Regions from separate parts of the Homo sapiens genome. Here region 2 is linked to region 1. Evidence: chromatin contacts called from ENCODE Hi-C or POLR2A ChIA-PET data. All regions are on one chromosome and are shown on one strand. Each heading gives the region's core, a stretch centred on a gene start or an enhancer-like site at or near the end of the contact. The rest is flanking DNA. Distances are from core to core; before and after follow the strand shown. Region 1 holds the start of EIF4E3 (eukaryotic translation initiation factor 4E family member 3). Region 2 overlaps LINC00877 (long intergenic non-protein coding RNA 877).

The links. A loop is a pair of places that touch in the nucleus more often than their neighbours do. ChIA-PET counts read pairs that join two places held with the same protein, here RNA polymerase II (POLR2A). Pooled maps may share reads with other maps.
Region 2: a pooled map shows a loop between it and region 1 (3-fold over the local background). The contact joins the enhancer-like site here to the promoter of EIF4E3 in region 1. A Hi-C loop is called at or near these places in 4 of 37 single-sample maps with no recorded cell type and 5 of 50 pooled maps. POLR2A ChIA-PET finds 5 or more read pairs at or near these places in 1 of 52 experiments (activated T-cell).

The regions. Positions count from the first base shown.
Region 1 is chr3:71,722,582-71,728,295 of GRCh38, forward strand. EIF4E3 (eukaryotic translation initiation factor 4E family member 3) reads right to left here and starts at 2,821. Exons shown (of 7, transcript NM_001134651.2): 1 at 2,611-2,821. The coding sequence starts at 2,786. RefSeq lists silencers at 2,226-2,345, 2,476-2,545.
Region 2 is chr3:72,076,008-72,081,721 of GRCh38, forward strand. All of the region lies in intron 2 of LINC00877 (long intergenic non-protein coding RNA 877), which reads right to left. Among named protein-coding and RNA genes, the nearest start is that of LINC00877, 22 kb to the right of the region's middle. RefSeq lists enhancers at 2,192-2,281, 2,352-2,481, 2,602-2,651. Within about 2 kb of position 2,489, at least 3 of the 41 ENCODE cell types and tissues checked have a DNase peak (open chromatin) inside an H3K27ac peak, as active enhancers do.

The DNA of each region.
Region 1 (5,714 bases), core at 1,571-4,070:
CCTTCCTCAAATGCCGAAATCCTTAACCATACAGTCTAATTTTTTAACCAAATAAGGACTTATTGGAGTTGACTATTAAAAATACTAATAACTTTACAGAGGAGTTCTCCAACTCATCCAGTGAGGGGAATGAATTTAGGTTTCTGGCTTCCCAACACAGAATTCAGACAAGCTGCTCCAGAGACTGTTTGTTGGGGTGTGGGTATGGGGAGGGGTTGGTAGCTGGGGAGCATGGTAATGACAGTGTTAGTAGTTTATGCTTAGGAAGCTCCTTCTACCAGCTGGCACCTGTTAGGTGTTGTACATCATGTCTCTCATTTAATCCTCAGAACTGCCCTGTGAGACATAGCCTATGACTATCCCATTTTACAATGAAAGTGAGGCTTGGGGCAGCTAGATGGCTTGCTCATCAGCACACAGTAGGCTGGAAAGTAGGACAGGCCGGGAGGTAGGATGCCAAAGGGGAGTTTTAAGTAGCAAGAGGCCTTTGCATGCTATGGAACTCAAAAACCGATGTCATCTTGCCAGGCAGACATTGGCTATGCTGCAGGTAAGGCTGCCTTGGAGGGCTCTCCTGAGAACCTCACCAGTCTCTAGAATGTTGTTTACCTGGGGAGAAAAGTTACTAATGAACTTCTAGATCATAATGTGTTCATAACCTCAAGGGGGAGAGGGGCACCCTATATAAAGGTAATGGATTCCCACAGAAGGAGAAAAAGTTCAATAAAAATTATGAGTTGTTTGATCGGGCAAAATGAATTCATATGTACAATATTGGAACTCATTATAATTTCTAAATTAATACAGCCATTTCTATTAAAGATCTGGACACTGTGGCAATAATGTATTTCATTTGATGATCGACCTTTAGAGAACAAAAATGTGTAAATCAATAGTATAGATATAGTTTTTGTCTTCATTAAAGTTACTATAATCTTAAGCTACTAGTCTTAAAAGATTGTGTTATCTGTAGTATTGACATTTTAGACCAGTCCTTAAAAGTGTTGTTCCTACATGTAAACTAATTTTAGACCTGTTTAAAAAGAAACTCTCTTGATACTGTTTCCACCAGTCAGCAGTATTCACAATTTAGACCACAGGTCCAGGTTTAACACCTTGAAAACAGATACCAGGTAACAATAGCACAGTTGCAGCACACCTATGAAAACAGACACGATTTCATTCTGCTAAGGTCTGCCAAAAGCACGCTTGTTATGACAGTATAATGCTCTCTTAGCATCCCATAATGAAAGTGAAAATGTTTTGAAAGAACGAAACTCACTCCATCTCCCCCACCCCCAACTTTTTTGGGTCTCCGGCAAAGAAAATGGCAGCAAGTGACAATTCTTATAGACGGGTGCTATAAGAACCCAAAAGGAAAAAAGAAATGAGCTTGTCTTAACCAAAAAAAAAATGAATATCACTTTTTTAAAACAAAATCTTGCAGTCATTTTATGCAAAGCCTTTTAAAACCAGATTTGTGTGTACCAAGCAAACTTCTCAGAACACTGTCACACATTTCTTCCTAACACTTAGCCAGAATAGACACGGTTTCATCAAAATTTCCAAATGCTCTTGGGACAACCTTGAGGTGTCATCATTGGGCACCCACTGCAGGGCAGACACTAAGAAGGGGCTTTGCATTCATCCATCTATTCATTCATAACAATTTCTGGTGTTCTTACTAGGGACCAGGCACAGTTCTAGGTCCAAAATGTCCAAAAACAAAAATCCACTGCTCTTTTATCCTTAACTGAGGGGAGGTGTTGAGGAGCTGGGGAGACAGACTGAAAGTAAACAAATTCATATATAATAAAATCCAGCTGCATTAAGCATTAGGAAGAAAAAGAAGGCAGGGCAGGAGAATACAAAACGAGGGAGCAAGGTTTCTATTTTAGATACGGTAGTCAGGGGGTCTTTCTGAAAAGATGGCACCTGGGTTGTCCCTTGAGAAAGCCATAATTCACCCCCTTCCTGACAAGGTCAGCTGCTGCTCATTATTGAATCTCCAGCGCATAGCAGGTGTGTGGCTCCACTGTAGGTGTTCAGGAAATACCTGCCCAGTGGATGAGGAAGAACTGGAAGAGGAGTCCACGGCAGCAGCGGCCGGACACGGGGTGGGAGCGCCCGCCGTGCAATAATCATTGCACCACCGCACACCTCCCAAGGGATGGGCAACTTTTCCGAGCGCTGTCACAGCTGAGGTCGTGTCCTGAGCTCCCAGGCGCCCCGCGGGGTAAGCAGGACAGCCCTCTCCCTGCAGCAGGGACGCGGCCACCCCCAGCTCGCCTACCCTCTCCCACGGCCCTGCCAGCACGCCGCGTTCCGATCGGAAGGGAACAAGGGGTAGAAAGTGTTGCCGAAACTTTTCGGGCTGCGCTGTCCTCCCCCGGCCCGGAGGCGAGGACGCCGAACAGCCGCCCGGCGCGGCCCGAAGCTGGCTTCCGACCCGGCGGGGCGAGTCCCGGGGTGCGCAGGCGGACGCGCGGAGGGGCCGAGGTCTGTGCCACAGCGGAGCGGGGCCGGGGCGAGGGGCCGCGCCGAGACAAAGCGGCGGTGGCGGCAGGACCCGGGTCGGGGCCGTGCGCGGCGGGCCCCGCGCCCCCTCACCTGTCGAGCCAGAAGGTCCAGGACGAGTGCAGCGGGACCCCGCCCGGCTCAGGCTGCAGCGCCGACAGCTGCTGCAGGCCGAGCGGCGGCTCGGGGGCGGCGGCAGCGGCGGCGGCGCGGGACCCCGGCGGCTCCCGGGCCCCGGCGGGGGGCGCGGCGGCCGGGGGCAGCGCCATTTTCTCCGCCCCGCCTGCAAGGCCGGCGGACGCGCGGACCGCGGGGCGAGCGCGGCTGAGTCACCCCCGGCCCCCGCCCCGCCCCGCCCCGCGCGCCCCGCCCCGCCCCGGGCTAGCCGCCCGCCGCCCGCCGCCCGCCGCCCGCCGCCTTCAGGGCCTGGGAGCCGCGCGGAGGGGCCGTGGGAGGCACGGCCGGGCCGGGGCCGCCGAACAAAGACAGACCCACGGAGGGATGGGGGGCCGATCCCGCTCAGGCGCGGGCCCAGCGTGGGAGACTGACGGCCTGGCCTGGAGTGGCGGCCGGGGACGGGCTAGAGGGCCCACGGGGGTGAGAGGGACCGGGGAACGGTCTGCGGGCTGGCTCTGCAGCCATGCAAAAGGGCAGCGGGATGGAGCGGCAGGCTAGGGACAGATGGAGGGATGGATGGGACAGGGGATGGAGCCCCAGACCCACGTGGTGCGAGGGAAGGAGGGATGGACAGACATACCAGCAGTCAGAAGGATGGAGTGAAGGCTGGCAGATGGCTGGAGGAGAGAAGGAGGGATGGAGGGCAGATGGAAGCACAGTTGGGTGTGACAGATAAATGGAGAGGGGAACCGATGGCCAAATGGATAAAGAGACTCCAGTGCCCGCGAGTACAGAACAAAGGGCGAGAAAGAAGAACGAACAAGAGAACCACCGACTGGGGCATGAGGTTGGAGCAGGTGGGCTTTGCATTCCTCTTGGTGAGAGCATACTTCCTAACTCCGCTGATTTGAAGGGGCCAGAGCCCCCATCCCAACCTCTGGAGCTACCATGTGACCACAGTGAAGGCCTCAAGCCTGGCTTAACGTGTGGCTAACTTCAGAGAACATTTCCCAAAATCAGCCAAAGTATCCAGATCTGCCCTAAAGCACCGGCGAGTCGGGAGGAGGAAAGCGGGCACCTGTGAACACAGAGCGCTCTGCTTCCTGTACCTCTGAGCACCCAGGAAGTCCCTTAGGCGGTGAGATTCCTGAGCCCAAAGTAGGAGGGGCCCTCCTAACACAGCATCTCCCCAGGTCTCTGTCACTTTCTTTTTCAAAAGAAAAGCAAAGGCATGAGGCCTGTGAACACACATGTCACAACCAGCATGGACATCCTCTTTACACTTGAATTTCTAGATAGTTCCTCTCTGGCTTTGAACAGTGAAGGGCGTGGGATGCCATCTCCTCATTGACCTTCTACCTGGCCTAGCATGTGTTCTGTTCATGCCTTGAGCATTCGCTGGGATGGAAGAGCTACAAAACAAGATGAGTTCAGGGGCATCAACAGCATCATAGCAGACTGTCATGAATCCCAGAGTAGATGCCCTCCCTAAAAGGTAATCAAGGTCACATAAAGTGACAATAATAAAAACAAGACCGCTGCTTTAAACTTAACTTCTATACAACATACAATGCTGGAAGCAATGACAGATTTTATAAAATCTGTCCAACACTAAAACAGGGGAGGGTGCTTTTGGTTAGATGCATTTATCTTGTTGCTTAATATCTCCTTTCATTTTTCCAAGAAGCGTGGTATATGGCATTGTTTAAACTGCTCTGAGCACTTTACCCGTAATAACTCATTTAATCCTTACAATAAGCCAATGAGGAAGATACTATTAACCCATTTTACAGATGAGGAACAGAGATAAGATTAAGATAACCCCAAGGTCACAGAGCTAGTAAGTGGGACAGCTGGGATTTGAACATAGGTATTCAGACTCCAGAGTCTAGACTTTCAACTGCCAGACTCTCCTACCTCTCTACACAGAACACTAACAAGTCCACAACGTAAAAACAAGCTGTGAATAGTAGGTCTCCCTCCCTCCCAAGACTATCAATCTTCATTCCCAGAGGAAACCACTGGCAACAGTTTCCTTCCAGAAAAATGCAAGTATGCACATGCAAGCATATATCTAGATTCATAAGTTATAAATCTATATCTTTTTTATAACCAAAATGGAAGCATTTAATACCAATGCTGTACCTTCTTATTTCACTTAACATTATATCCTTGAAGATTTTTCCATATCAAAACATATAGATCTACTTTATCTTAAGGGCTGCAAAGTAATTCATTGTAAAGAGGTAATATAATTTAATTCACTAGCCTCCAACATTTATGTGGTTTCTAGACATTTTCTTATATAAATAATGCTACCATAAGTATTTTTATATTTATGGCTTTCTTCATCTACACAAGCTAATCTCAGAATAAGTTTGGAGAAGAATTGTTGGCTGCATTTAAAAATTTGATACATATTGCCAAATTGCTTTGCAAAGTGGTTACATGAATTTATATATAGCTGATATATAAATAATGGTTGATTCTGAAAATTTATATTTACGAAGTGACACATATCTGTATAAAATTCCAAGGCATGGGTAGAAAGGAAGTTTTGCTTTCTAATGATTAAAGCTAGTCAAACTGTCAAGTTTAGCTCCTTCCTTATGTCCTTTAACAATATCCTCAGCAAAAAAGGGCTAGTCAAGAATTTTTATCTGCAGTTTCTGTAAAAGGATTGTGTACCACATGAAAAAATTCCCTCCAGAATTTAGAACTAGGAACAGTCTGGCAGTTTTTCTTTACTGAATAGCAATTATATACCTTTCTCTCTTTTTGCTTTGGCTTCCAGGCTGCTCATAATTACATTTGGTGCTCAATCACAGCACCAATATTAGCCAATGAAGAAGCATCACTATTTTTATATTTATTCCTATTTCTATTTTAAAGACCTAATAGCATATATGCACCTTACACTGAACCCCTCAAATTTATTTTGGAAGTAGGTGGTATATATGAATAGATAAAATTTAAATGACCTTAAGATTAATAAAAGAGATTATACAAAATGGCTAAGGAGGGAACAATGGTCACAACTTTCATTCCCTTCCTGTTTGAAATATGTAAGAGACTTAATT
Region 2 (5,714 bases), core at 1,239-3,738, 350 kb after region 1:
CAAGCCTGAGGGCACTGCAGGAGACCAGGGCGTATTTCATCCCTTATCTTCAACCGCATAAGACAGACACTCCCAGAGCGGCCATTTTACAGACCTTCCCCTGGGAATACATTCCTTTCCCAGGTTTATTCCTTGCTGGGAAAAGAATTCCGCGATATTTCTCCTATTCGCCTTCTGCAAGAAGAGAAATATGACTCTGTTCTGCCTGGCCCCACAGGCAGTCAGATCTTATGGTTATCTCCCTTGTTCCCTGAAAATCACTGTTATCCTGTTCTTTTTTAGGATGCCCAGATTTCATATTGTTCAAACACACATGTTTTACAAACAATTTGTGCAGTTAATGCAATTATCACAGGGTCCTGAGGTGACATATATCTTCAGTTTACGAAGATGATGGGATTAAGAGATTAAAGTAAAGACAGGCATAGGAAATTATAAGAGTATTGATTGGGGAAGTGATAAATGTCTGTGAAATCTTCACAATTTATGTTCTTCTGCCACAGCTTCAGCCGGTCCCTCCATTTGGGGTCCCTGACTTCCCACAGCAGACGACAAACACAGTGGGCTTAAAACAATGTGAATTTATTATCCTATAGTTCTGGAATAAAAATACTGGGCTAAAATCAAGGTGTCAGCCTATCTTCCTTTTGGAGGCTCTAGGGGAAAATCTGCTTCCTTGCTTTGTCCAACTTCTAGAGACTGCCGGCATTCCTTGGCTTGTGGTCCCTTCTTCCAGCTTCAAGGCCAGAAGTGTGGCATCTTCTCTTTTCTCTGACCTCAGCTTCCATCCTTACATCTTCTCTCTCTGATTCTGATGCTTCTGCTGATCTCTCACAAGGACTCTTCTGATTACATTGGGCCCACCAGGATAACCTCCCCATCTCAAGACCCTCAACATAATCACATCTGCAGAATTCCTTTTACAGTGGAAAGTAATATATTCACAGGTTCCAGGGATTAGGATATGGACATCTTTGGAGGGCCATTATTATTATTATTATTTAATTTAAAAAGAGACAGTATCTCACTATATTGCCCAGGCTGGTCTTGAACTCCTGGGCTCGAGTGATCCTCTTTCCTCAGCCTACCAAAGTGTTGGGATTACAGGTGTGAGCCACCGTGCTGGCCTGGAGGCCATTGTTCAACCTGCAAAAATATGCTGTCTGTTCCCAAAGTTTTATGTCTATCTCAACTGCATTGACCCATTCTTAAAAACTCCCAACCCATTACAGCAATCAACCTGAATCCAAAATCTCATCTAAGTCTTATCAGGTCAAAAGTTTCATTTCTCATCACATAAATCATCGAATATAGGCATGGGTGAAGCTCTGGGTATAGTCCAGTGTGTGGCACAATTTCTCTCTATCTGTGGACCTATGAAGCTAGCAAAGAAATTATCTGCTCCCAAAATACAAAATGAAACACACTCCACCAGGGTAACAGCACTCCCATTCAAAACGAGAGAAGAAGGAAAGAAAAAAAAGAGTCCCTGGTCCCAAATGTTTTCTAAATCCAACCAGAAAAACTCCATTAGGTTTCAAGGCATGGCTCTCAGCTCTGCCTTCAGAGCCTATAAGGTCTGCTCTCACAGTCATCTTTCCTTCTTCATAAAGGGTAATACTTGTTTGCAGCTGTAGTTTCACCCACCTGTTTCCTGTCTGTAGAATTTTGGTGATCTGACAACCTTCTTTCATTTTGTTCTCTCTGTCCCTTTCAGGTCAAGCTGGCAGTGTTTTGGGGCACATACCATTCTTAAAAGCCTTGTGAGTTTCCTGCATATGTCACATGGACTCACTCCATTTGACCATCAGGCCAAATCAAACCTATTGCCTCTTTTTGTAAATGAAGTTTTATTGCAACACAGACACACCTACCTGTTCATTTACATATTGTTGATGGCTATTTACATGATATAACAGAGTGAAGGGTTGCAACAGAGACAGTGTGGCTCAAAAGCTGAGACTATTTACTATCTAACCCTTTTCAGAAAATGTTTGCTGATGACTGGCCCAGAGCCAAAACCCAAATAAGTAGTAGCGTTTAAACAAATGACAGGCTTGGGTGGGTTGCAAAAGCGGGGCCGCTTGGAGGTAGTGAATATTTCAGATGTTGTGCGGGAGGTGTGAGGAGAAAAGTGAGAAGCGGTGAGGGACGAAGGAAGAGGAAGTGAGAGCCATGGACTTCAGAAGTAAACTTGAACTTCTTGGCAAGTTACCTTGGAAGCCTGGGGCCAGGGTCATTAAGCAGCAAGATTACCATGAAGGAAAAGAGTGAACCAAAAGAAAGTAAGGGGAGAAATTCAAACTGGGCTCAATTGTGACAGAAAAGAAAAATCACACCTAGAGCAGTACACTGAGTCCCTTAGTATGCAAGAACCACATTGCCTCCTCCTCATCCTCCCTCTGAAAAGAAGCCCGCTGTGCACACCTATGGGACAGCCTTTGCTTAATTCTATGTGCCAGCGGCAGCTTCCCAGTAAGCCTTCTCCCCTTTGCTTTTGCTCCGTGGAAATGAGAACACGCCAAGGGTGACGTTTGTGTGTGGGTTTTGGCGCTTTCACAAAAAGCTTCATTAGCCTTATTTAGAATATGATTGCTCCTTCAATCCCTGTGCATAAATGGATTTCAGGTGACCATGCCTGTCACAGGCCCCTGCTCGCCTGGTTACTGGCTTGAGGTATTCTTTGGTTTAAACAAAGCAGGACAAATAAAGAGCAAAGACCCACTCAGGGCCCTAGATGTTCATAGAAACTGATTTCCCCTTAAAAAAACAGCTCACTGTGGGAGTTGTAAATAGGAAGAAATGAACCATTTAAGAGAGTCTTTGAGACTACTGCCTGTTGGAATGGAACCAGTTTGGGGTTTGGGGTGGAGGTGGCATGTCAAATTTGTGGTTACTTCCTAAACACACACAAACTGTTTCAATATCTGATTTGAATATGCTACAACTGCCCCCTGCCAAAACCCTGCCCAGCAGTCTTTCTCCCCACAAACAGCTAAGCCAAGAACCCCAGGACAATTTGCTGTCTGTGCTGATAGACTATCTGGGGTTTCTAAAGCAGGCGATGTATTCTATTTCAGGAAATCAGACCAAATAAAAATCATTCCAATTAAAAAGTGCCACTGGGCAAGTAGAACAGCAAGTGCCCACCTCACACAAAACAGACCAACCACAAAGTGCAGGCTTTCATATATGTTGTTGATGGCAGAGTCACTGCCTTAGAGCCTCGAGTTTATTCAATGGGATAAAAGTTGCCTGGTAAATTGGGCTGAGAGGATTTTTTCCCAGAAGGCCATCACAAGGCATTTTGATGTACTTATCATTTACAAGAGCCTAGAGGAATCTAAAAGTGATTTTGATTTCAAATACTATAGAACCCAGTTATTATATAGCTTATTAATACTGAGCTTCAAATAACCATCAGATATATTCTGAGACACACACATATGCACACACATACACATACACACACATACACACACACACACCCTCTGTACAGGCTTGTAATATGAGGCCTGTGATGGTGATGTCTCATGTTATTTAGGGAGTCGGGTTCTAAATTTCTACAAAGATGAAAATTGTGTACAGTTAAAGGTGCATTTGGAAAATCCCTTCAAATGCCCACTAGCACAGTGAGGTGCTTGCACCGTGAGAGGTAGGAAGTAAATCTGATTACTTCAGCTCTCACATGCCCCTTGCAGGTGAGGATGGGCAGAACCAACACCATGTCAGCCCTCTTTTTCACTCTTCTTGCTGAGGGCATGGAGATGAATTCACTTTAGTTAACTGTATAGGTTATATAATTTCACCTTGATCAGCTCACCCCCAGGAGGGTTAGTCCTGTCTACAAATACAAAAGCCACTCGTGTCTTTTTTGTAGGAAAAATTCCTCACTACCTGGTAAGGAAGACCCTCCATTGTCTCAGCCACTAAAAACACTCCCAGTGTCTTCCATCCCTTTTTCTTCCCCTTTCTCTCCTAAAAAGACTGACTTTGGCTTTTGAAAATTGGTTAAACCTTCTCTCTCTCCCTCTTTTCTCTCTTTCTCATTAGCATTTCTAAGTGTAATGTTCAAAGCTTCCAATGGGGACAATGCCCTGAAATTTCAGACAGCTCCAAAGGACTCCTTCCCACGCTGATGTAGGCACTTGAGTTTTGAATTAGCAATTTCCCAGCACAACCTGAATTCTAGAAGTTAGGTTACAAGTGGATTGATGAACTTTATTATTCAGACCTTTTCAGTTAAAAGTGCCAGAAACCAACTCAAAGCTTAAGTAAAATGGGGAAGTTTTTTTGACTCATGCGAGTGAAAATTTGAATGTGGTATTAGCCTTGGGATGCTAGTGAATCGAATGACAAGGATCTCTTTTCCCTCCCCTTGCCTTCCTCTTTTCCACTGTCCCTTCCTCCCTCCCCATCTCTTCTTCCTTCCTTTCCCCCTTTCTCCCTCCCCTGCATAGACTTAGCTTCTCTTTTCTCTGTAGGTTGGGGCTGATTCCCTCTTACAAGAGGACTCCATTCATTTATGGGGTTGGGTGAACTGCATCCTTCACTCACATCATCACATCTTAGGGCCGTCCAAGGAAACAGTGATTTCTCTCTTCTGGTGCCCAAAGGTGTGTCAACAAAAAGAGTCAAACTCTGTAAAATATTTGAAGAGATTTATTCTAGCCAAACATGAGTGACCAATGGCCTGTGACACAACCCTCAGGAGATCCTGAGAACATGTGCCCAAGGTGGTTGAGCTACAACTTGGTTTTCTACATTTTAGGGAGACATAAGAAGATCAATCAATACATGTAAGATGTGTATTGGTTCGGTCTGGAATGGCAGGACAACTGGAAGCGGGGGCGCTCACAGGTCATAGGCAGATTCAGAGACTTTTTGATTGGCATTTGGTTGAAAGAGTTATTATCTAAAGACCTGGGATCAACAGAAGGAATGTCTGGGTTGTGATAAGGCATTGTAGACACCAAGGTTTATCATGTAGATGAAGCCTCAGGTGGCAGGCTGCAGACAGAATAGATTGTAAATGTTTCTTATCACACTTAAAACGTCTGTTCTATCAGTCTTAAGGTTGAGTTGATGTTAATGCTGGTCAGGTGAGCCTGAATTCCAAAAGGGGAGGACGGTTTGGTGAAGCATGTCTGACTCCCTCTTCCCATCATGGCCTGAACTAGTTTTTCTGGTTAACTTTGGAATGCCTTGGCCAAGAGATGGGGTCCATCAAAATGGCTGAGGACTTAGAATTTTACTTTTGGTTTATGGATGAATCCCAGAGAAGGATTCTGATAGGCTGGTCTGGTCACAAGCTTCCTTAGCCCAGTCACAGGGTCTGAAGGGAGAAGACACTAGGATTGGGCAGACCTCGATCCCATGGCCAACCTTGTGGCTTACGGGAAGACTGAGGAGTTTAGCAGCCTGACAGACACCATATAGCAGTATGCAGTGTGCCAGGCGTGGTGGCTCATGCCTATAATCCCAAAACTTTGGGAGGCCAAGGTGGGCAGATCTCCTGGAGTCAGGAGTTTGAGGGCCAACAAGGCGAGACCCCGTCTCTACTAAAAATAGAAAAAATAGCTGGGTGTGGTGATGCGTGTCTGTAATTTCAGCTACTCAGGAGGCTGAAGCAGGAGCGTCACTTGAACCCCAGAGGCAGGGGTTGGCCTGAGCTGAGATCACACCACTGCACTCCAGCCTGGGCAACAGAGTGA